3 separate regions of the Mus musculus genome follow, and regions 1 and 3 are each linked to region 2. The links are chromatin loops, found by intact Hi-C in ENCODE. Cell type or tissue: left cerebral cortex. All regions are shown on one strand.

What was found. A loop is a pair of places that touch in the nucleus more often than their neighbours do. Peaks named below come from ENCODE experiments on the same cell type or tissue, not always from the same donor. Only the 100,000 strongest peaks of a DNase experiment are listed, where the experiment ranks them.
Region 1: a loop joins it to region 2, with 10 times the contacts of the local background. A loop is called at or near these places in 3 of 42 quality-filtered maps.
Region 3: a loop joins it to region 2, with 2.6 times the contacts of the local background. A loop is called at or near these places in 7 of 42 quality-filtered maps.

What each region holds. Positions count from the first base shown.
Region 1 is chr10:94,144,422-94,152,421 of GRCm38, forward strand. Fgd6 (FYVE, RhoGEF and PH domain containing 6) reads left to right here. Exons shown (of 21, transcript NM_053072.3): 21 at 1-918. It overlaps Nr2c1 (nuclear receptor subfamily 2, group C, member 1), which reads left to right and starts at 3,510. Exons shown (of 14, transcript NM_011629.3): 1 at 3,510-3,681. In left cerebral cortex, a CTCF peak has its summit at 3,403; DNase peaks (open chromatin) are centred at 393, 3,461, 3,853 and 6,248; H3K4me3 peaks cover 1,720 bases; H3K27ac peaks cover 1,544 bases.
Region 2 is chr10:94,031,186-94,039,185 of GRCm38, forward strand. Vezt (vezatin, adherens junctions transmembrane protein) reads right to left here and starts at 4,614. Exons shown (of 12, transcript NM_172538.5): 1 at 4,485-4,614. The coding sequence starts at 4,520. Fgd6 (FYVE, RhoGEF and PH domain containing 6) reads left to right here and starts at 4,816. Exons shown (of 21, transcript NM_053072.3): 1 at 4,816-5,125. The coding sequence starts at 5,110. In left cerebral cortex, a CTCF peak has its summit at 4,788; DNase peaks (open chromatin) are centred at 4,221, 4,726 and 5,345; H3K4me3 peaks cover 3,193 bases; H3K27ac peaks cover 1,301 bases.
Region 3 is chr10:94,094,839-94,102,838 of GRCm38, forward strand. Fgd6 (FYVE, RhoGEF and PH domain containing 6) reads left to right here. Exons shown (of 21, transcript NM_053072.3): 6 at 5,564-5,715. It also overlaps the pseudogene Gm18391. Among named protein-coding and RNA genes, the nearest start is that of Nr2c1, 49 kb to the right of the region's middle. In left cerebral cortex, no CTCF peak of the experiment used is centred here; a DNase peak (open chromatin) is centred at 3,924.

The sequences.
Region 1 (8,000 bases), 110 kb after region 2:
GAAGGCCCTGGGTTCAAGCCCTTATCTAGGAAAACAACCGTGTTTTGTTTTGTTTTTCCTTCCCGATTACAACCCCTCTTTCTGTGTAGTCTATTTCAGGCATTGCAAAGCAATCTGCATTACTGTAGAATTCTGATTTAATCCCAATGCCTGTGAACTTCAGTGGCATTCCCAATGGTTTGGCCTGCTTCAGCCTTTCTCACACCAGTCAGCCCAGCTCTGCCCCTTGTTATGTGACACTTCCCAGTGATGGGATCCTGTTCTTCTGTCCTTCAGACTGTTTGTGCTCTTTTCCCTGGTTCCTGTAGTCGTCAGCTCATAAACACTCTCACCATTCCTACTGCATTCTGTTCTTGAAAACACTTCGCCTTGCTCACTGGAGTTGGCCCACATCCAACAAGAATGTCTTACATGCAGTGGATAAATGCTTGCTTGTCTAGTTAGATGTCTCCTGTGGGTCCCTGAAAAATATCTTCGGTACACGTGCTCTGGAGCCTATGCCACTTTTAATGTTATTTTCTAAATGAAAATCTATGGTGTTTTCCCTTCTAGGAAACGTTAGTTACTACTGGGAAAGGATTCTAAGAAAGGAGACAGGTTTATTTACCACACAGTGAAGACAGCAGTGGTTCTGATGGGAGTTTGCCTGCTAGAAAAAAGAAGTTAAAGGTGGTAGGAGCTTTTAAAAGACTAAATATCAAAATATCTTTTTCATGGAGCAATTTGCTGCATGTAAAAACCGATTTCAGAAAAGAAATTAATCACTTTTAATGTTTTTCACAAAATACCTTTTTTTTACATAAAGTGATAATGGTTTGTATCTTACTGTTCATAAGATCATTTATAAATAAAAATAGCATTGTAAATAATGTTAATATGTATTATAATTCATACAAAATAAATGTACTGTAATATCTACTGCTGGTGTGAAGTCCTTTATTATAGAGGTTTTGGTTTGTACTGATTGTTGATACTGTGTAGTCCAAGGTGGCTGGCCTTCAGTGTTCACACTCTCTACATCAGCCTCCTTAGTAAATGGGACTGTAGGCATGTGCCACCCAGCCCCACTTTGACAAGGTCTTCTAAGCCATACCCTTTAGATGAACCTCACTGGCCCCCTTTTTCTAGACTGTGACCAAAAGAAACATGTCACCTAGAGCAATCCTCTAAAAGTGGCTTCTGTTTCCAGACTGGTTTATTCACATAGTTCCTTGTGAGACAGGGTCTTGCCCTGTTGTCCAGGCTCACCAAATATCCATAACAACCTTCCTGCCGTGGCCTCCCAAGTACCAGCACTGCAAGCGTGAGCCACTGCGTCCCAGTTTTAATAAAGTAACTTCTTGTGACTTAAGTCCATGAACTGGAGGTGAGTGGTAACCATGGTAACCACAGCATCCCTTTGGGCATGTGCACTGAGAACTGAGAAGAAAGAAAACATCTGGAGTACCCTTCTCCCTCGAATCCGGCGTACTTTCATCATGTTCACCTTTGAGACGAGCTTGAGGTTATTGGAAAGGCTGCATTATGGGCAAACCAAGCAATGCTAAAAGGTAGAGGTAGACTTTCAGAGAACTAAGCATGAAACAGTTCCCAATGGTAGGGAAGGTTGCAAGTCCTTTTTCTATGTCTAAATACTTAATTCCAAAGAGAAATAGTAATATTTTCTTAGAGGTGCAGTCCAGGCTAGCTTCAAACTGACTGAGCTCCGGTTCCTCCAGCCTTTCTTCTCAAGTGCTAAGATTATAGGCCCGAGGCTGTGGGGCCATAAGGGACAATTAATTATTCGACCTAGCACAAAAAGAGTTTTGATATCCCCCCCCCCAAAAAAATACCTTAGGTTTCTGCCCTGAATCTGGCTGCTTTTCTACAGTGTTTATCTTGATGCAAAGGAAGTTTCTAGATCACCACATAGTACCTGATGTACAGACCAGAGTTTCCTGCCACAGGTGACCTTTCGTTTTGCAGATCTTTATTGACCAGCAGGAACTGTTAACTATCTGGGGACACATCGTCTAGCAAAATGGACAAAAAAAACCCAGCCCTTAGGAACATAAGGTACACAGCAGTGATTGTGTTCTTGCTTTTGATAAAGACAGTCAAGTAAAATTTGACACGACTTTGCCTCAGCCTGTTCTCATATTGCTGGGAAGTTCTATGGGATTGGGCTCTAGGCAGACAGTGTTATCACTCTGCTCAGGCAGGGGGAAGTTTCCCCAAATCGTGATGTTACAGCTCTTCTGGAAAAGGTAGCCTGGCCACCATGAGCCAAGGAATACCACAGAGTCACATCCACACCACACAAGAAACCTCCCACGAGATTTGCTGGAAGGAAAAAAAAAAAAAACAGGAAAATGGCTGCCTCTTCAAGAAACTTCAGGGAACTGGGCAGAAAAATGGACTTTATATAGGGTTTCTTGGAGTGTGGGGTTTTCCAGGGTGGCCTGCGATGGGAGGATTATGTGGCTTGATCTTGGCCAAAGCTTTGAGGGTTGGTGGGATTCTGTGATCAGACTCTGGGACAAGGTCTTGGGCTTGGGTCAAGTCAGGGTCAGGGTGTTCTTTCCTGGGCCCTGTTATCCTACACAGACTCCTTAGCACTGGTGAACTAATCTAAGAGAGTGCCCACAACAAAGTCCAGTTTTCCAGACATTAAAGACACCTAACCCAGACCCATTCGGTTGTTTATTATTTCTCAAACCAAAACTTCCTTTAAGGGGCAAGAGAGATGGCTCAGCTGTTAAAGAGCATTGGCTGCTCTTGTAGAGGGCCCAGGTTCAATTCCGAGTACCTGCATGGCTACTCAAAACGATCTGTAAGTTCACATCTAGAGGATCTGATGGCCTCCACCTAGACTAGGTACACCTAGATGCATAGATGCAGGTAAAACGCCCGTATTAATGAAATTTAAAAACAAAACAAACCGCTACAGCACTGGAGAGGGAGGCAGGAGAATCACTAGTTAAAAGACTAGTCTGGGTTCTGACAGGCCAGGTCTCAAAAGACTTGTCTTTTTCTTTCCTTCCTTCTTTCTTTCTTCCTTCCTGCCTTCCTCCCTTCCTTTCAAGAGTTTTACTCTTAGTGTGTAGGGTGTTCGGCCTGCACATATGTTTGTGCACAGAAGAGGGCACCAAATCCAATGGAACTGAAGTTACAGAAGATGACCACAGACCAGGTGGGTGTTAGGAATCAAGCCAAGTTCTCTGGAGGAACCACAAGTCCTCTTAACCATTGAGCCATCTCTCCAGCCCTCGGTCGTCCTTGATTTCCAATTACGTGTGTTTGGGTATGTGCACTTGGGTGCGCGTGCCCGCGGAGGCCAGACACCAGAGTTGCAGGTATTGGAAGAACTTGATGCTATCTATCATCCTCACAGGGCATCGGGTGGACACGCAGCTGCGGCGGCGCTCTCCCTCCACACCTACAGGGGGCAATCGACTTCCAGAACCGCCGCTGGACTCCGGGGCCCTCGGCTTCGCCCAGGGAACGTCACCACCGCCGGCCGCTTCTCCACCGCGCTAATGCGCAGGCGCCAAGAGCACCACGCACCGCCAAGCCGAGGGTGGGGTCACGAACTCTGACCCCCACCCCCAAAACACAAACTCAGAAAGCTCCCCTGTCCCCTTGGCCTCGGGTCCCCTCGCCTCTGCTCTCTCCAGCCCAGCGGCCGCCGCGGCGGGAGGGGTAAGTCGGGTGCGGGGCGGCCCAACCGCCGAGCGTCGTGGCCCGAGCGCCCGTGTCCCTGAGTGTCCCAGCTCCCGGTTACCGGAGAGCCGGACATTAGCGGATTGCCCAAAGCCTTGGGAGGCCGGGCCGGGCCGGTGACCTTTCACCTAAAGGGAACGCTTCCGTCTCGGCGCCGCTTCCCCCGCCCCGGGGCTGCGCGCGTGGTGGGTGCAGGGCAGGGAGCTGCGGGGCGCAGGACCGGAGGGACCATGTACCCCGGGGCTACGGGATGACACCTCCTCCGGCTCAGGATTCTGCTTGCATGAGAGGACCAGCATCCGCTGTGGCTGTTTCTCTGAGGGAAGGTGGCCTAGGGCTATCTCATGCACTGGGCACATCAAAGCTTCCAGTAGCTCTTTTGTTAGGAGCACTGCCTGAGTTTCTGCAGACAACATCTCATGATGTGCAGATATTGCCAGGCTGTCCCCTACCCCTGAGTTAAGCAGGTCAGCCAAAGCTGGAAAGGACAAGCAAAAGAGACTTGAAGTTAAATCCGTTTAGGGCTTTTTTTTCCACCGCTTGGAAGTTGTTAGTGTGTCTTAGACTTCAAGGAAGGGGTTGTTCTTTGTTTTTAAAACAGTGTCTGCTTGTTTACCGGGTTGAGTAATTGTCTCTAAACTTTACGTGTCTACTTTGGTAAATTTGGAAAGAGATTATTGATCTGTTCTAATCAAACAGCAAACATGAAAAAGGAAATCGTTTGGGGAGGGTGTCTTGGGAGTTGTAGTTTGGTGGGACAGAAATGCAAGTACATTAGAGAAGATTCCAGGAAGGGAAGAAAAAGTGGGAGTTTATTGTGGACCATTTAACATTGAGAAAGAACAGAAAGCCTGGATGACCTGCAGGAAGGAGCCAGGCTGGTGACACATGCCTGTAATCCCAGTACTCAGGAGGCTAAAGCAAAGCAGGAAAGGTCACCTGGAGTTCTTGTGGAGACTGGCTTGGAAATCATGTATCCAAACCCCAGAAGATGTATAGAAGATAAAGGAAAGGTCTTACGTCCTTTGTATCAACATGGCCAGTAACCTTTTGGTGTGCATCTTGAACCTTTGGATACAGTGTAAGTTTTCCAATTGCAATCATTCCAAAGACCTATTAGTCTAAGGGTGGCAGTAACCACAATTCCCGTTTCCAAGTTAGACCTTCTGTACAGTTCTAGCCTGTAGGACACCCTTTATAGCCTCCTAACTCTGGTTTCAAAGGTCGTTTTAATGTTGCTTCTATTGTCATTAAAGAAGATACTTGATGCTTGTATCCATTACAAACTAAACATATGGTGACAATAAATTTAACCAATTTCATGATTTCATCATTCTGTGTAACGCTTTCAAGGTGAAAGGTTTTCAAGGGGACCATACAAGGCAGCAAAGCCTAAATATCTTCTGAGGGTGTGGTGAAGTGTGTAATTCCTATCCCGGTGATAGCAAAGACCAACCTCATACAAAAAGTAGCACTATAAGATCCTCTGTGCACAGGCACGCGCACACACACACACACACACGTACCCTTTCAAAACCATCTCCAGAAAAATGGACCTCTGTTTGAAAGTTTTAAGAGTTAATCGAAACCATAGACGTCTGTCCTTAAATCCCAGTTAACTCTTCCTGTACACTGTATACAGCGGATCATCCAGAAATAGTGGGTAGAATGGAATTTGAGCTGGGTCTCAGAGGTCAGGCACAAGTGTGGTAGGAAATGGTATATGCTACAGAAGCACCGTTTGTGTTTTGTGTGATAAACTGCTAATAGTTTACCCCTGGGATTCCTAAGTGGGGAATTCCTTGGACTGACTGTATGCTTGGTAAACCTTGATATTTAACATATAGCATTGAGGTATAAAAGAATATGAACTTGTGACTTTCTGGGGAGGGTAATCTCCACCAGGTTTAATGATTTCTGGGTATGGGTGTTTTGCCTGTGTGTATATCTGTGTACCACAAGGGTACTGTGCTCTCCGGGGCCAGAGGAGGGTTTCAGATCCTCTGGAACTAGAGATACAGGGGGTAGAGAGCCAACATATGGGTGGAGGAATGGAATTTAGGTTCTTAACCCTTGAACCATCTTTCCTGCCTAAGGAGGTCATTTTCAATTATAAAGTCATCTCTACTGTAAACATCTCCAAAGAACCAGTTTTTGCCCTGCTTTTCCATGTTAGCTATTTTAATAAGACTTTCAATTTTATCTTTTAACATAAATATATTCCAGTCACTTCCTCGAAGCAACATGTTTACATCATTGAATATTTCAAAAACTATCTGACAAGTAACAGTTTTGAGTGCCATAAATCATTATTTAAAAAAAAAAAACAAAAAACCCAAAATCAAAACTAACCAAATCGGGTTTCTGTTCCACCAAGATCTTTCGCAACCTTCCAACTTGAGTGTCCTGCGAGCCACCTCTGCATGCTGAGGGGCTCTGTAAGCTGAGTCTGTTTGCCGGGGTAGGGAAACAGAGCGAAGAGAATGGCTTTTTGATGAACAGTCCTGCCAAACACAACTGCCTTGAGACTTTCTGGCCACGGGTGCCTCCTGATGGATCACTGAGTGAAAGGACATTTGTTTCTGCAAACTTTGAATTCTGTCACAGGCCAACATCCTCTCGTACAATTTCTGCATCAACATCTATGCAGAATCTTAAGGAGACCTTTTAGCTGTGAGTCTCCATTTGTTAAAAAAAAACAAAACAAAATCCACTGATGTTAAGGTTAATATCTTCCCAGCTTGTGTTCCCTCCCCACTGGGCAACAAAGCAGTTTTTCAGATATGCTTCCTTCCTTCCTATACACATATCTCAAAGCAACAACGGTACTGCAATAGGAATACTAGTTGTGGCATCTCCATGAATTACTTCCCTTAAACCTGCTGAGAAAGTGATGGGACTGGTCGCATTAGTTCTGGAGATTCTGTCGGAGGGAGCGCCCTTTAATAAAGAAACCTGAAGAATTCCATCACCAGCCTGGTTCTTTTAGCGGGGGTTATTAACTCCCCTCTCCCATGAGCCACTGCTAACATTTTAATGGTAACACACATACCCCCTGTATGCACACACGCGCACAGGTTTTGCAATTAAATGGGAATCTTTGTAGAATACAAACAAATAAATGCTTTTCCCTGCCGGTACCGACTGTCCAGGCTTTGTCGCCCCTTATGTTGGACAGTCGTAAGAATATTTAAGAAATATTCTTTTTGTGTGTTGCATACTTTTTATTATGGTGCCAATTCAGCTGCTTTCAGGTTCTCTGTAACCAAAGCCTCGTTAAAAATCAAGCCAAGGGGCCTTTATTATTTATTTATTTATTCCCCCATCATCATGATTATTAGAAATAAATCTATATCGCAAAGATGATTTCACTTAGTTTTTTTCTTACCACTTTGGTTGTTCTACAACCTGGCTGGAAAGAGTCAGACAATTTATCCATTAACATTATCCACTGGAGGATATGTGATCACATTGTGAACCCTGAGATTGTGTTATTTACTGGAAAAACCTGTTTTTTAGTTGAGGTGTGGCTCAGCCTCAGTATGCATACCTTTCATTCAAGAGCTTTCTGCTTGAATATTATAAACAGGGTGAAATAGAGGTCTCAAGGAGGAGCAAGCAAGCAACCGGTTGACCAGAAGTGAACACTGGATTATGAAGAAAAAAGCAGAGTAAGAAGGAGTCAGGAAGCCGGATAGAGAGGCGTACAGGAAGTAGAAAGGAGGGTCATTCGGTTAAAAGGAGGTTTTTTGAGACAGCTTGAGAGAGGGGCATTGTTTCTGGGACATCGCCCAAGGAAGAAGGTTAGCTGGGTGCTTTCTCTGCCTCTCTGATCTAGCAGGCTTTCACCCCATCGTCTGGCTCCTGAATCTTCATTGGTAAAATCAAATGATTAAGATTTTGTTAAACAAACAAGCAAACAATCCAATAATCCATAACTGAAAAATAGTGTTGTCCTAAAGTACAAGTGAATATTGCTTATAATTCTTAAAAAAGTACTTAATCTAGTTTACGAAATTACATTTATGGTTAAATTTTTAAAATGCCATGTTGATAGCTGGGCAGTGGTGGCACAGGCCTTTAATCCCAGCATTTGGGAGCCAGAGGCAGGTAGATCTCTGAGTTTGAGGCCAGCCTGATCTACAAAGCAAGTTCCAGGATGGTCAGGGTTACACAGAGAAACCCTGATTCTAAAAAATCAAAATAAATAAATTAAAAACTAAAATCAAGCGCGCACACAGCAGTGATGGTTGAAGGATGTTGTTCCAGGACTTTAGTCTCGCTGCAGTTGAACATTC
Region 2 (8,000 bases):
CATAAATTCACTCTTCTTTTGGCCAACTTAGCTCTAGTTTCAAGGAAGAGATAATTCTCAATTTTTAAAATCAGTTTCAGGTCACAACAGAAGAGACTGCTTAGAGAAGGCGATCATACACTGGCAGTAGAAAATATACGCAGTCTGGACAAAGATCCTGATGCAATGTGAAGCAACAAGAGCACAAGGCAGGAAATACATGTTTTGGATTAGAAGAGTCAATATTACAAAGGTGTCAGATTTCCCAAAACTAATCTACGGATTTAATGTGATCGCAAACAAAATTTCCCTAGGTTTGTTAAAGGCTGAAATTCTCAAGGTCATCGTTTCAGAAGTCATATGGGACAGTGAGTCAAGAACCCGAAGGCATGCTAAGGAAAATCCTATGACACAGGGGAAAACAAAGCAAAAACCTGCCCGGTGGTGACAGCACATGACTGTCATCCACTTTGGAGACTGAGGCAGGAGGATCACAAGTATTGAGGAAAGCCTGGCTTACAGAGTGATAGTCTGCCTTCAGAAGGGAAGGGGTGGGGAGGGGGAAGTAGTGGTCCCAGCTTTCAGGAGGCAAGGATACCACTTCTGTGAGTCTGAACTATTCTACATAGTGAGTTCCAGGCCAGCCAGGACTACGTAATGGGGCCTGTCTCAATAAAACAAGGTGGTGCTCCAATTTATAACACAGGCAACACATTTTAGTGGGGGAAATGATGATGCCAGGCCAACCAGATATGCATATTGGGGAAAAAATAGCAGATCAATTGCAAAAGGCCAAAACTTTTAGAGAAAACATCTTTGTGATTTTAGGGTTACACGAGTATTTCCTTGGAGCATTATCCATACATACAAGAAAAAAAGATCAAGTGGATTTGAATGAATTTAGGAGACTGTATTCTTTGCAATGAACTGTTAAGAGTACAGAAGCTGCCACTGAGATGGCTCAGTGGACAAAGGGACTTGCTGCCACGTCATGAATTTGACTTCAGGTCCTACATGGTAGAAGCTGAGAATCAACACTTGCAAATTGGCTTCTGACATACACACACACACATACACACACACACACACACACATGTAATAAAAATTTACTTTTAAAAATGTGCAGAAGCCACATACATATACCCTAAGAGATGTCGGGTAGATATATAATGAAGGAATTGTACCTTTGTACACAGTTTTTTTTAATAGTAAGAGAAAAACCAATATAAAGACTCACAGTGGTCATCTTAAGTTCCATACTGACGATACAGAAATGAAAAACACACAAAAGTAACAATACACATCTATCAGACGGATACAAAAGCTGAAAGAGTGCTGGTGAGGATATGGTATAAGGAGACCTCTTACATGCTGCTGACAGGAGTGTCCATAACTGCTTTAGAGTATCTATGTAAGGCAAATACATCTCTTTTCTATAATTTAGCATTTTCAGTTCTAAGTATATACCCAACAAAAAAAATATGCTTACCAAAACCGCACATTGGCTCAGAGGTTAAGAGCACTGACTGTTCTTCAGAGGTCTTGAGTTCAATTCCCAGCAACCACATGGTGGCTCACAACCACCTGTAATGGGATTTGATGCTCTCTTCTGGTGTGTCTGAAGATAGAGGCAATGTACTCATACATATATTATTAATAATAGTAATAAAGAAAAGTCCTCAGTAATACTATTTACAACAATTTCAAAGCAGAAACTACCTAATGTACATCCCTCAGAAGACCTGATTAAAAAGAGCCATATAGTCACATGGAATACTGTATCAAAAAAATGCATAGGTAATTATATAAATGAATGTCACAAAGCAGCAAGGAAAAAGAAAAAGAAAGTATGTAAGTGATGCCTGACAGTGTACAGACAGTAAGAGCAGATGAAACTAATCTGGGTTAGTCATTACAGTTCTGAGTAGTACTTATCCTTAGGGTGGGAACCAGAAACTGACAAACAGCAGGAAGGAGGCAGTGGTGTTAGTGATGTTCCACTTATTATTCGCACACCCATCGTTGTGTACGCTCTTGGTATGTGTATATGCCTTATGTATACTCTCGTGTGACAATAATCAAAAAGTTAAGCAGAGAGCTGGAACAGTAAGTCTACACATATGATAATGGCAAAGCAGTAGATGAATAATTCATGCAGAGGCTAACGAGATGTTAAGAGCATTGATTGCTCTTCCAGAGGACGGGGGCTGGGGGGTTCAGTCACCAGCACCCACATGTAGGCTCACAACTGTTTATAACTCTAGTTACAGGGGATCTCACACACTCTTCTAGTCTCCAAGAGCACCAAGCACACATGTGGTGCATAGACATCCATGCAGGCAAACTATCCATGCACATAAAATAATAAAACATAAAAGCAATGCACTGACCAACAGAAAAGAAAACAGAAGGAGAATTCATGTAAATCAATTTTTAAGAAGCTAGGCTGAGAGTACTTATTAAGCATGGGGAAGCCATGAGTTCAACCCCTAGCACCAAATTTTTAAATGCTTAATAAATCTATAAATGTAAATCTAAGAAACATAATGTTTATATTATTGTGGGACATGATGGGATACACCTATAATACCAGGAGGCTAAGATGGGAGAGTTCAAAGTTCAAGACCAGCTTGGATTCCATACTAAGACCCTTTCTATCTCCGAAAAGAAAAGGGAGTGGATGAGTGGGAACAAGATTAATGACAAAGTTAAATTTACATAAAAATAGATTCAAAACTCTGTGGTACATCTTTCACACTAGAAAACCAAACCAAACCAAAACAAAACCCCATGCAAACATAGTCACACATTTGAAACTTCCAAGATCTTTTTTTTTTTTGCTTTTATCTTTTGTAACAAAATGTTTTCTAAGATAGGGTCTCTCCTATCTCACCCTAGTCTCTAACTCACTAAGTAGCTGATACTTTGAAGTTCTTATGATGCTCTTAAAAGCACCTTTTGAGTGCTGGAATCCCAGGCACGTGTATACCACCCTATCAGGTTTGTGTGGCGCTGCCAATTGAACCAAGAGACTTGTGCATTCAAGCCAAGCGCTCTACCCATTGAACTACATCCCCAGACCAATAAAACTCTGCAAACCAAAAACACACTTATTATGTCCAGAAACCAAAGAAAGCAGGGTAAAAAAATAAAAATTTCAGCCACCTACTTTTTTCTCCTCTTTATCTCCCACATTCAATCTGTAGCCATTCCCTCAATTTCATATTAGAGATGAATATCCAAGTCAGTATTAATTTTTCTGACTTCCAAAATGTATGCCTTTGTCCTCTCTACTCAAGTCCTCATATCTAGACCCTTCATAATAGCAAAGCAGTCATATTTCCCTCCTCGATACTGTAGCTATATTAAGTCACTTTGCAACCCTCCATACTCCAGCCCCTAAAGCTGCACGTTCAGTATTGTCACCCCACCCCGATCTTTGGCATACATAAAACCCTTTTCCTGGAGTACATTTTCTCCCATCAATCTTCCTAATTTCATTCAGAGCTGAAGATTTACCTAGGGTATCACTTGCTGTGTGTAGCTTTTTAAAGTGCTATGAGTGGACAATGGGTTCCAAATTATGCTTCCACGGGCAGTTTTTAGATATCTCAATACTTCACATTCTGTACCGTACCTCACCCTCCCATTATACACCACGGGGGATTTCTTCTCTTTCTCTTGTATGAATTCCCTGAAATCTAGTTGGCTGAGGGAAAGTATGGCATACATATTCAATACATACACATACACGTTCCAGGGTGTGGGTATTGACCTGTCTGATGGGGTAAAAATGGCACTAAAGCCATTAACTAGGCTTTATTTTTTAAATTCAAGATGGCAGAGACATCTTAAAATAGTCCAACACAAAAGCATTCACATCCAGACCAGAGCTTCCATTCAGAACTGGCTACACTTAGCGCAACAGCAAGGACAAAAGAATGGAACCTAGGTGCTGAGACGCCAGAGCTCACACCATTGGCCACAGGTCTCACTTAACAGACCTTAAACCCCACATAGAAAGGCACCTGCTGCCTGCCTGCATTCCAGAGGCCACACCTTGATGATGATGATTATGATGATGATGATGACCGGAGGCACTTATGGATTAACAGGCCCGCAAAAATCAAAGATAAAAAGGGAAGGAGGTTAAGTAGTAGACAGAATATCCAGCACGTTTCGGCCCCGCCCCAACGAGGCGCAGTCCAGGGCGGTGCAGCCATAGGGTAAGAACCGATCAAGGCTCCCGCCCAGGGCCGGTCAATTGCGCCGGGTCTGGGAATTCTGGGCGAGCTCGGGGCAGAGGCCAACCACGCCAGGATCCCCTGAGCTATACCTGTCAGGCGGCTGCAGCAAGTAGGCCCCGAAACAGCGGAGGATTGGGGACCCAGGCCCGCAGGCGCCCGTCACCCTATCCCTCCCCTCTGAATCGCTTTGCCTTCTCGCTCTTCCTTTAGTCCTTCGGAAACAAAGACGGTCCACACTCCCCGCCATTTTCTCCTCACCTCAAAAACCACCTCTTCGTCAAACTCCGGTGTCATCCTTCTCCGCCATACCACCCGCCTCAGCACGATGGGAAATGAAGGCAGGAGGGCGGGCAGCACCCAGGCTTCGGCTCCTGCCCACCTCGGGGGCACTGAAAACTACAACTCCCGGCATGCATCGCGACCCACGCCCCTTTCCGACCTGCTTATTGGAGAAGAGGGTGAGCGTGTAGGCTGGAGGGGCGGGAGCGGGCGGGCGTTCCAGAGCTCCTATTGGAGAGAGCTATGGCTTTTGTCTGCCTTTTACATCCCCTGACTACTAGGGGGCGCCTGGAGCGCGGATTTTTCTCTCAAGTTGAGGTGGGGCGCGCGTCCGCGAAGCCGCTGCGATCTCCTCTCGTGCGCGCGCCTGGCGATCGTCCCGGAGCGCGGCGGAGCGGCGCTCGTGCACGTCCCCCTGTCGCTGGCCGCTAGCGCCCGGGTCCGCCGGAGGGTCGCGGGAGCCGGCGTCCGTCCTTTGTGAGGCGCTCAGGCGGTGCGGGACGGAATGTGGGCGCTGCGGGGACTTTTGTCTTCTGCTCAAACTCTGGGGAGTGTGGACTGAACGGGAGCCATGGACTGAGGGCGTGAGCCGCGCGGGGCAGTCATGACTTCTGCCGCGGGTAAGTGGCTGCGCTCGCGCCGGGCTGGGGAGTAGTCGCGGCGGGCGCCGGCGGGCTCCGGCTCCCGCTGCGTTCCCCGCGGGTGGGCGGTGCGGGACTGGCGCCGGTCGCCCGCGCCCGCTGTGGGGTCCCCGGGATGCGTCCCCCACCCCTGAGCCCAGGTGATGGGACGGCGTCGCGGAGCTTGCTCGGGTTCCGTGACTTAGGCGCTGTCGCTGCCTGTGCGCGGTGTGGGAAGCGTGGAGTCCGGTGTGGAGGAGTCAGTTATTCTAAGCTAGGACAGTTTTCCAGCGAGTTGAAGAAACTCCGCCACTAGCCCGCGTTGCTTGAAAACCTAGTATTTATTGACTGAAACTCTTCGCGCTTGTAAGGAGGGTTGGATAGAGCTGTTTGCACCCTGGTGTTTTGAGCCCTATTACCTGAGTGAGTATGGACTATTAGTTGGTAAAATAAAACAAAACCGAGTTGCCCCCTCCCCTGCACCTACCCCTCCCTGTTTTTTGCTCATCTTCACCTTTTCCTTCCTTCCTTCCTTCCTTCCTTCCTTCCTTCCTTCCTTCCTTCCTTCCTTCCTTCCTTCCTTCCTTTCTTCCTCCCCCCCCCACCCCCCTCGTACCTGGACTGTGTAAACAAAGCCCTATTTTCAGTCTGCCTCCTTTCCACTCACCCAAATGACAAAGCCTCTCCTTACCTTTGTGTGAATTTAAGCACTTTGGCTCATTGTGTTGTGACCTTTTTAAGGAACAGTTTCTAATCTTCCAAATTTGTGTCCAAGGGACAGTCTCTTTATAAGAACACAGCACATTTTCAAAGCCAGAATTTAATAAGGTATGGGATATATTAAAGGCATCTTTATCCACATCAGAAGAAACTTTGATGAGAGATTTTGTAGTAAAAGAGCGTAAGTTTCACTTCAGTTAGGTCTAGAATTAGCACTTAAGTATCAGATTAAATTTTCTTTGCTTTTTTTGGCGTTTGTTTAACATTCCTGCAACTTGAAAACTGTCAGGAGAGCACACACACTAAATGTTCTGATTTGTACTTCTAAAGCCTTGAAGGAGTCACACTGCTAGGCAAAATCCGGATTACTTCAAACAGGCAAGAAATTAGTAACAATAAGAAAGTGAGACCTTTATTCTCTTTGAAGTGATGTGCATTCATCACGTGATCATCATGCACTGAGTTATTTACAAACGTTTCTCTCAGTTTTGGGATGTGTTCCATTTAAACAACGGATCGTTTTCAGCCCAAGTTTCTGTACCCTCGCCATCGTTCAGCTTTTTAAAATGACTGAATTAATATAATTAATTTAAAATAAAAACTTAAAACTTAATAATTAAAATTTCTAGAATTCAGTCAGGAAGTTTACGATTGTTTTCTTCAAATTAATCCAGAACAAGGCTAGCTATTTTTATACTTATCAACTTTACAATTAAGGAAATCCACAGCATTTTTGTGGTATTTAAAAGAGAGACACTTCCTGTGTCTAGCTGAGTGAGTTGATTTTTTTTTTTTTTTAAGAATGGCTTGCTGAGAATCATTACTTTTTTGCTCACCGATTTGATGAGATTTATTGTAAGTTTTTGTTACATCTAGGGGGATACGGAAGAGGACTGAGGTTTCTCTTTCCTGCCCATTATATGAAGTTATACATACATTTCCTTGCTAGTCGTGTGTGTGTGTGTGGGGGGGGGTTTCATAATAATGAAATTTATTAAAGCTTTGGGGAAAATTACTAATGAAGCAGAGCGTTAGTTTTAGCCTGATCTAGTGTAGTTGGGAAGGGTGGCCTAATTTATTATTAGGGGGCTGTTGTACCACCTTTAAGTGACAGGTGTCCCGAGGAAGAGTTTGCTTTGGTTTTGCTTGTTTTTATACAGCGGTTGAAGTGTGAGCTCATAGAGGAGATTTTTTGAAGTATTCTGAGTAGTACATGGAATAAAAGAGAGTTAATTAAAAGTAGCTTTCCATCATAGTGTGCATAAACATCTCACTATTCTCATTCATGCCTGTACGGTTTTGTTTGGGGCCTCGTGGAATAGCCCAGAGAGAGAGTGTGCTCGTGAGCCACGGCCACCTGTGTGTAACAGATGACAAATCTGTTTATAGCAGTAAGACAGCAGTGGTCCTTTCTACCTTCGCTTTCCCCTGCAGCCAGACAGCTGTGTAAATAGAAGATTTGCCGAATTGCTCTAAGGAAGCATTTGGGTCTGGATGTTAATATTAATATCAAGATCCAGAGGTGCAGCATTCATTTCCAAACAGTGTGTACTGACTATAGGTTTTGAGCATTGGAGTGAATCATAACATAATGTCTTATTGGTGTTGTTTTGAGCCATTCTTCTTTCAAAGCATTACAAATAATAAGGGCCAGTGAGATGGCTCAGTGGTTAGGCTCTTCCTGTCACAGCCTGCTGACCTGAGTTTGGGCACTGGGGACCCACGTGATGAAAAGAGAGAACCAAGTCTTACATGTTTTCATCTAACACATGTATGCAGTGGAATACACACACACACATACACACACACACACACACACACCACATAATATATAATTTTAAAAAATAGTAATGAAGCTGACATAGTGTTGTGCCTCTGTAATCCCAGGACCAGAGAGGGTGAGCCAGGAAGACTGCAGTTCAGGGATATCCAGGGCTACATTGCAAAGCCTGTCTCCGAAAACTAAAAATAAAGAACTAACAGTAAGGAAAGGTTTCATATATTGCTGTACCAGTGACTTGGCACTCACTTGTTCCTATTAGTCATTAAGGAATTACACAATGATCCTATTGAAGTTCACCCTGCTTGCTTTTGAAAACATCATCTTTTAAAGGGATTTATTTGTAAAATATGTATGTATATATATTTGTGTGTA
Region 3 (8,000 bases), 64 kb after region 2:
GGAGATCTGGTGTTCATTGTCTTACCCTGGAGGCAGGGATGCCCTGTTTTGAGCTGGATTTAACCTAAGGTTTTGTGTGCTGAGCACTCTTCGCCACCAAGAAAACCAGTGAAAATAAATGTTAAGTGACATTTAAAATTTTAGTGTGTGTGTGTGTATTGTGTGTGTGTGTGTTGAGACAGGGTCTTTTTATAATGTAACTTTGGCTGTCATAGAGCTCAGTATTAGGCCAGGATGATCTCACACTCTGAGATCCACCTGCCTCTGCCTCCCAAGTGCTGGGATCAGCAGTATTCACCACCATGTCTGGCCTTTTAAAAAACATATATTAAGACAGACTTTGTTCATTACAGTGTGCTGATTTTGCAGTGGTAAAGGAATTGGACTTTACTCCAAACACAGAATTCACAGTCAAGGAGAAAGTGAGTTTCAGGGAGTGGAAGGTTCCCAAAGGAAAAGTGGGGGACAGGGCGATCTGCTAGTGCTTGCGAGATGGTGGAAGGAGGGGCGCAGGGCCAGACGCTGCAAGGGTGGCGAGTTCTTAGTAAAGCTAGCTTGGATAAGGAAGTGCTTTGGCTGAGCACTTTGGTAAAGCAGAGAGTTGTTGTCAAATGCCTGCTTAGAACATACAACTGCGGCTCTTAGAGGTCCAAACTCTTCAAGTTCCTATAGTCTTTATTAAATGCCCTTTTTTTGAGACAGGGTCTCCCTGTGTAGTTCAGTGTAGCCTCAGACCCACAGTGATCCTCCTGCCTTGGCCACTCCCTACCCCCAAGTCCTTTGTTTATGCAGGAGCATATGCCACCATCCCTGTCTTTCTTTCCCTCTCTTAAGTACAAAATAAACTTTCTATTTTGTTTTGAGCCCCTACCATAATTTTCAAAACTATATAATTGGTCTTCAGTTCATCTAAAGCTGCCCCAAAACACCCAGTACTCTAAGAAAACAAATCCCGCCTCACCCGGTCGTGGTAAGAGTCTCCTGAATGGTGGCTACCATTGGTCAGTCCCCTTTGGATTTGGCTGGCCTTTTTTAAATGTGTCTCAAATAAACAAGTGTGTGTTCTGGCCGCGGTGGAAGACATGGAATGTAAAGTCTGGCCGAAGCAGTGCGAGACCGGCTCCTCATCCACTGTCACTGTCATGATGAGGAAATGCCTTCCAGTTGGAAAACAAAAGTCATTCTGCTGCCAAGCCACCAGCATAGTCTTCACGTAATTCTGCAGGAACTCCTGCATCTGAACTGTGCCCATCACCTGTGCCCATCACCACACTGGCAGACACATGTTTCACTGCTCACCTTGCTGAGCTTTGAACGTATTTACTATCTGGGGAGTGATTCATAAGTGCGTTCTATAGCATTCCTCGATCGATCGTAGACAGTCTTAACGACTTCCAAGAGTTAAGTAGCTGTGTTTTCTCCCAGCAAAATGCCAGGGCTGATTGAGGCAAGCTGCAAGGGATGGAATGTGGCTGCTGTCAGCTTGTTCTCTGGAGATGCCTGTGTGGTTTGCTAAAACTGGAGTTTTTGCAAACTAAATTCTTGTTGGATATTTTACTAGTTACACAAGTTAGTTCTGTAGTCGCTACGTATAGATAAGGTGTTCCTTTAGATTAATATGACTAATGGGACAATAAAAATGAACCCAGGCTCTACTTCCAGAAAAAGGTTTTAGTATTTGTTAAGAACGTGAGGAGGCTGAGAATGTAGCTCTGTGGTAGACTTTCCTGCCTAGCATTCAGGAATACCTGGGCTTAGTCCTGAGTGTCTAATAAACTGGGTATGGTGCTACAGGCCTGTTATTCCAGTGCTGGGGAGGTAGAGGCAAGAAGAGCAGAGGGTCAAGGCTATCCTTGGCTACTTAACAGTTTTGAGGCCGTACTGGCACATCTGTAATTGCAGTCATCCAGAGGTTGAGGGAGTAGGATTGCCATTTCCTGAGGCCATCCTGGTCTCCGCAAGACTGTCTGAAAACATAAAGAAACATTGAGAGGAGATTGGAGTGTAGCTGGGACGTGAAACCTTGTCTGCATTCAGAAGACTGGGAACGTAACATCCCTCTCTGTAAAGAAACTTGAGTGTCCTTTAGGGTAGGAAACCTCCCGTTCTTTTAGAGTACATGTGAGGATTTTTTAATTTGGGGTTTGTTTTGTTCATTTCCGTATCTTCATTTTTATTTTTTTAATTTGCCCCGGAGAAGTAAGAGCTACTCTTAATTAATTTGTCTTTTAGGGGAATATGTTGGAGGGATCAACAGAGGAAATGCTAGCCCTTTCCAAGAAAGAGCCTAGTGAGTGTGCTCAGGATTCTGTTTGAGGATTTGTAATCAGACTCTTAGGAGAAGGAATGGTCCTTTGTTTTGGAGTCTTGAACTGGGGGGACTCCAGTATTGTTTAACTTAGATCTTGAGGCCCACCCTCAGGACAATGGAGCCTCTGCCAACGCTTATCTCCTCCCCCACCCTTTCCTCCTCCTCTCTGCAGTGCTGGGTGTGGTGCTGGTGACCTATATTAAAACATGGCAGTAGTCTTAGAAAGAACAGAAGATGAAAATATGTGGGGGTTTTTTTGAGGGGAAAAAATATTTTAAAAGTTAACATATTCTCAATATCCCCAGCTCCAGACCCCCTGAGGGGCCTGCGAAAAGGGTTGATGGGCCATGCTGCCCTGGTTTGGGAGTTCTGGCTGTCCAGAAACACACTGCACTGCCACAGAGGGTGGGAGGCCTATAAGGGAGCCCTGTGGGGAGAGCGTGTGGGAAGGCTATGTGTAGATCCAGACTTCACACACCACACTGCTTCATCAGCATAAAATTCTGCTGAGTCATGAGGTCTTGTAGTGGGGACATGACTCTCTAGTTCAGGCCATGGGGCACCATGCCCTGCTGTGGTAGCACACCTATCCTGTCCAGGAAGAACATCTGTCCAGGGTGGCACATGGAGATGCTGAGCCCCCACTGGACCCCATGTTGGCCTGGGAGATTGGGGAACCCAAAGGGCATCTGCTACACCATCGTGTTCTGTGGGTTCATGAGATGCAGACTGGGGGCCCATGCCTTGGGTTGGTTCTCGCTTTTGGGGTAGTATTGGAGGGTGCTACTTGGTTTCTCAGAGGGGCTGATTCTGGGTAAGTCACCTTCAGGAATGCTGGTATGTAAGGCTGGGCAGGATTCCCTCACTCACTCATTCATTACGGGTGCCACCCCAGGGAGACCCCAGATGGATATGTCGCCTGTAAGCTTATGTGGTCAGAAACATCTTTGCCTATCAGGTGCTGCTGAGGTGGGTATGGGACCAGGTGGCTGGATTTTTAAGTATAAATGGTGAGCTCATTGGGAGCTTGGCTGAAGGGAGAGGAACATTGACACCTAGAGTCGGAGTGTTGTGTTGACTGTACCAAATGTGTTGCAGTAAGTTTGTGCAACAGCCAATTAAACATTCTTGCTAGTACTATAGTAGTTGTGTAACAGTTGCACCTATTTCACAAGGGAGGAAACCGAGGTCAGGTCAAGGAAGCAGAGTCAATCAAGGGCAGTGGCCAAGATCTAGAATCCTGATTGCCAAGTGCCTCCCTCTGCAAGATTCAGCTAGAGGCTCCAGGTTGGGAAACGACTTCTGACAGAGATGAGGGCCTCTTAAATCCAGAATGGAGTTAGCTAAGACCTTCTTAGAACTTCTTAAAATTTTTAATTGAATATTTTTGAGAATATCATGCATAAGTACTACACTTACATAATTTCTGCCTCACCCTCCAACTCCTTTTCCCACTTTCAACTCCTGCTTTGCCCACACTTCCCAATTCACTCTTTAATCACACCCACAGACACACAATTTACTGAGTCTACTTAGTATTGCTCCTATGTAGATAATTCTTGGGGCTGACCACTTGGGATTAAATAACTATCAGGGTCATTCCCTAGGAAAAAAAGGATTCTTTCCCTTCTGGCAGCTTCTAGTTCTTCATCTAAGTGTGGGGCCTTGTGACTGTTCCCCCTTTCATGTTCGCACATCAGCTGTTTAGGCAATAAGTTGTGATTTCGTGTGATTCCAGTCATGTCTAGAAGATGCTGTCTCAGAGCAGGTCTCCTGAATTTCTGGCACTTATTTTTTCTCTCCATGATTCCCCAGTGTTTTCTGAGCCTTGAGTGTAGGGGTTGTGTTATAGGTGAACCAGTTGGGGCTGGACACCCCTCAATCATTTGTCTTCTATATTTTGACTAGTTGTGGATCTCTGTAATAGTCCCTAGGTATTGCAAAGGGGAGCTTCTTTGATGAGGTATAAAAGCTACACATATCTGTGGGTATAAAGATCAATATTTAGGATAAAGTTAAAATATATATTGGTTTATGTATCAGTCAGAGTCCTCTAAAATAACAAAATTTGTAGAATGGATCTCTAGTGTACATATATAGAGAAAGGGGATTTATTAGAATAACTTACAAAGTGTAGTCTAGCAAATCCAACAATAGCTGGCTATGGATGGAAAGTCTAAGAATCCAGAAGTTGCTCAGTCCCCAAGGCTGGGTGTCTCAGCTCCTCTCAGCAGAAGTAGACTTCTAATGCCAATGAAGGAATGGACTCCATAACAAGGCGAGAGCAGGCAGGCAACAAGCCGGAGCCTCTTTCTTTGTCCTGGTATAGGCGTCCATGGGAAGGTGGGGCCCAGATTAAAGGTGTGTCTTCCCACCTCAAGATCCAGATTAGAGGTGGATCTGTATACTTCAAAATAAACAGAAGTCCCTTAATGTTGTGCCCTCCATTTTTGGATATTAGTTAATTCCATATGTAGTCAAGTTGACAACTAAAAATAGACATCGTGGTTTAGAAAAATGGCAGTAACAGGTTCTTCTCTGAGGTCCTCTCCAGCCACAGGCTAGGTGTTCACACCACCAGGGGTGCATTTCCTCATACCCAGCAGGCCATAAGTGCCATTAGACAGTTGTTGGTTACCCCCAAGATAAAGATGCCGCTATTGCCCTTCAGGGCTATCTTCCCTCGCAGGTCATTGCTGCAGTGTGTAGGCTTTCCATCTGGGTAAGACTATTTATTGGTTGTTTTCCCTCTTGGCAGTTTGCATAACACTTTCAGATGGTATGAGAGCTAGTCTCTGCGGAGGAGGCTTCCGGGTCAGTACCAGCTTGTCAATACCTTACCTGCAAAGTGCAGTGTCCAAACTGTGTGAGGTCTTCCACAGTAGGGTCTAAACTTCAAGTTCTGGGAGGCAACTAAGAGTAGTGTCAACAGCTTGTCTTATGTTGGGAGTCTCTTAGACTGCCCTGGTGAACAACTTCTGGTGCCTAGCACTGGGTTTTCCTTAGTTCATGCCTCCTGAGGGAGCATTATCACCCCATGTGAGAAAATAGAGTCAATCGTATTAAATGATAGCACTAGTGTGACTTTAATTCCTAGAGCTACAAACCAGTTTGTAGATACTTCTCAGTAGAGTTGCGAGATAAGATAGCTTTATGACTGTGGATCTTCATAGGGGAGAGGATGGCTAGGCAAAGAGCTTTCCATCAAGTTATGCGAATGGACAGTGACTTTTGCCCTCCTGCCTGTAATAGGACTTCCGGGGTGCTGTAGCCCATGCATCCAGGCAGCTCGGGAAGCCCGTGATTGAGGACCGGATCCTTAACCAGATCCTGTACTACCTGCCTCAGCTGTACGAGCTCAACCGGGATCTCCTGAAGGAACTGGAAGAGCGAATGCTCACCTGGTAAACCCTGGGACTTGTAGGCTTCCCCAGAGCGTGCAGTATAACATGAAACCACAGAGACCCTGCAGGGGAGAGGGGGGCGGTGTCCCCTACACAGCCTGATTTCAGGATGTTGAATTTTTTGGCAGTTACCTGTAGATTGAATATTTCTGATGGCCATACACTAGGTTTAAATACATATCATTTAAAGTTTTTCAATAGTGCCTGCTCAGACCCAAGCTAAGCCAATTAGTTAGTTCCTTTTTTAATTTTGTTTTGTTTTTCTGTTTATTTATTGAGACAGGGTTTCACTTCCCAATATATTCCAGGCTGTAATTTTTAAAATTACCTAAATTATCATTAGTGAAAATGAAGTATAATTACCAAAATAATTCCTGTACATAGTTTACCTTTTATTCTTTATATAATTTTATATTAATATTACTCTGAATTGGTTTTAAAACCTAACTATAGGCATATATATATATATATAGTAGAAAGAGGTTTAAATATTTTTTGCTTATACTAAAGGCTCCCTCAAATTTTGGGTCTGTAGATGGTCTGTAGTAGAAATATTAAGCATCCCTGAAAACCAGACTAAATTAACGAAAGAGATAACCTTCAGTTGTGGAAAAAGTTTCACTTATTGTTAACAAAATACTTCAAATCTTTGAATAAGGTATTTTCTCTCAAAATATTCTTTTCACGGAACCATGTGGAGCTTTTGCTAGCCCAAATAGCAGGGAAGCCGAGGCAAAAGGACCACAGGTCCATTGAGTTGTGGGCAACCCACTGAGTCTCTGCCTCAACAGAGCACGTGAAAGACAGACTGGCAAGATGGCTCAGTGGGTAGAGGTGCTTGCCACCAAAGGTGGTGATCTGAGTTTGATCCTCAGAACTGGCATGGTAAAGGGATGAAACTGATCCTTAAAACTTGTCCCTTGACATCACATTCATGCCCCACTCAAAATAAACAAGTAAATCAATTCACAAATATTTTTTAAAATTAAAAAAGAGCTGAGACTTTAGCTTACTGGTTTGCCTATCATACAAGAAGCGCCGGGCTCAAATATATATTTGTATTCTAGCATTTAGAGCACCAAATACTCTATATGTAGATTGACATGTGCATGTTTGCCTTAGTAAGACTGATTTAAGGGCTCCCACTGTTAGAGAAATTACAGTATTTTCAATTCTGGACCAGACAGGGAGGGGCCCGTCTTTATCTATAAAATAAAAGTTTGAAACTCTGGATAAGGACCATTGCTTGGTGACGCTGAGGTGGCTGAGCCGGTGTGCAGCATCTCTCTGCCAGGGAAACTTGCAAGCAGTCTACCTTGTTGACCCAGAAAGCCGTCGCCGTATGCACCTTACCACGGTGACACCTCTGCTCTGCTGTCTTGTACAACATACTTAGCCAGCATTGACTCTTCACCTTGGTTGGTCTCCAGGCCATAGATCATGCTCTGCTCCACAAGGAAGGGCATGGACCGAGGCCGCTGCTGCCTCATGGTCTGTCCGCTGCCTGCTGGCAGTTCAATTTGGTTGGGGTAGAGCCATAAGAAACAAGGTACTGTCGTCAAGGAATCCCAGTCCTTTCAGCTACCACCACCTCGTGTAATTGGAGCAGCATGGTTGCTTCCTTGTCTAGCTGATTTTTTTTTAAATAAGTTATTATATTGATTTTTTTTAAGTGCCTCAATTTGTAGCTGCCCTGGCTTGGGAACCATTATGTAGTATAATCTGATCTTGAACTCAGAGTGATCCACCTGTCTCACCCTTCCGAGTACCAGAATTATAGGAGTGAGCCACCATGCCTAACAGCCATTTCATTTTCCAGCATTTGACTATCTACTGTGCTGGTTGGCTATCTACATATGACAAGTGTATCACATAGTACACATAATATACAAAGGTCTCACTTTCTTGGAACACAGATTCTAGTGGGGCTTAGTCAAAGGCCACGATATGGGAATGGACTCCGGCGTGTTTAAAGAACACAAAGAAGTTCTGCAGAACAAGAAAGGGGGAAGAGAATCATGGCCTGGGTCAGACAGGCAGGGAAGCGTAGTAGCCCTTGTGTGCATGGGATGCATAGCAGGAGAGAGGCTGAAACAGGCAGATCATGTGTCCGGGTAGCTTAGTAAGACCATCTGTATACACAGATACACACACACACACACACACACACACACACACACACACACACACACACACACACACATACAGACACACACAGGGAAAACAAGCCATTATTGGAAATAACACAATAGGATGTGCATTTTTTAGGCTCTTGCTGCCCTGAA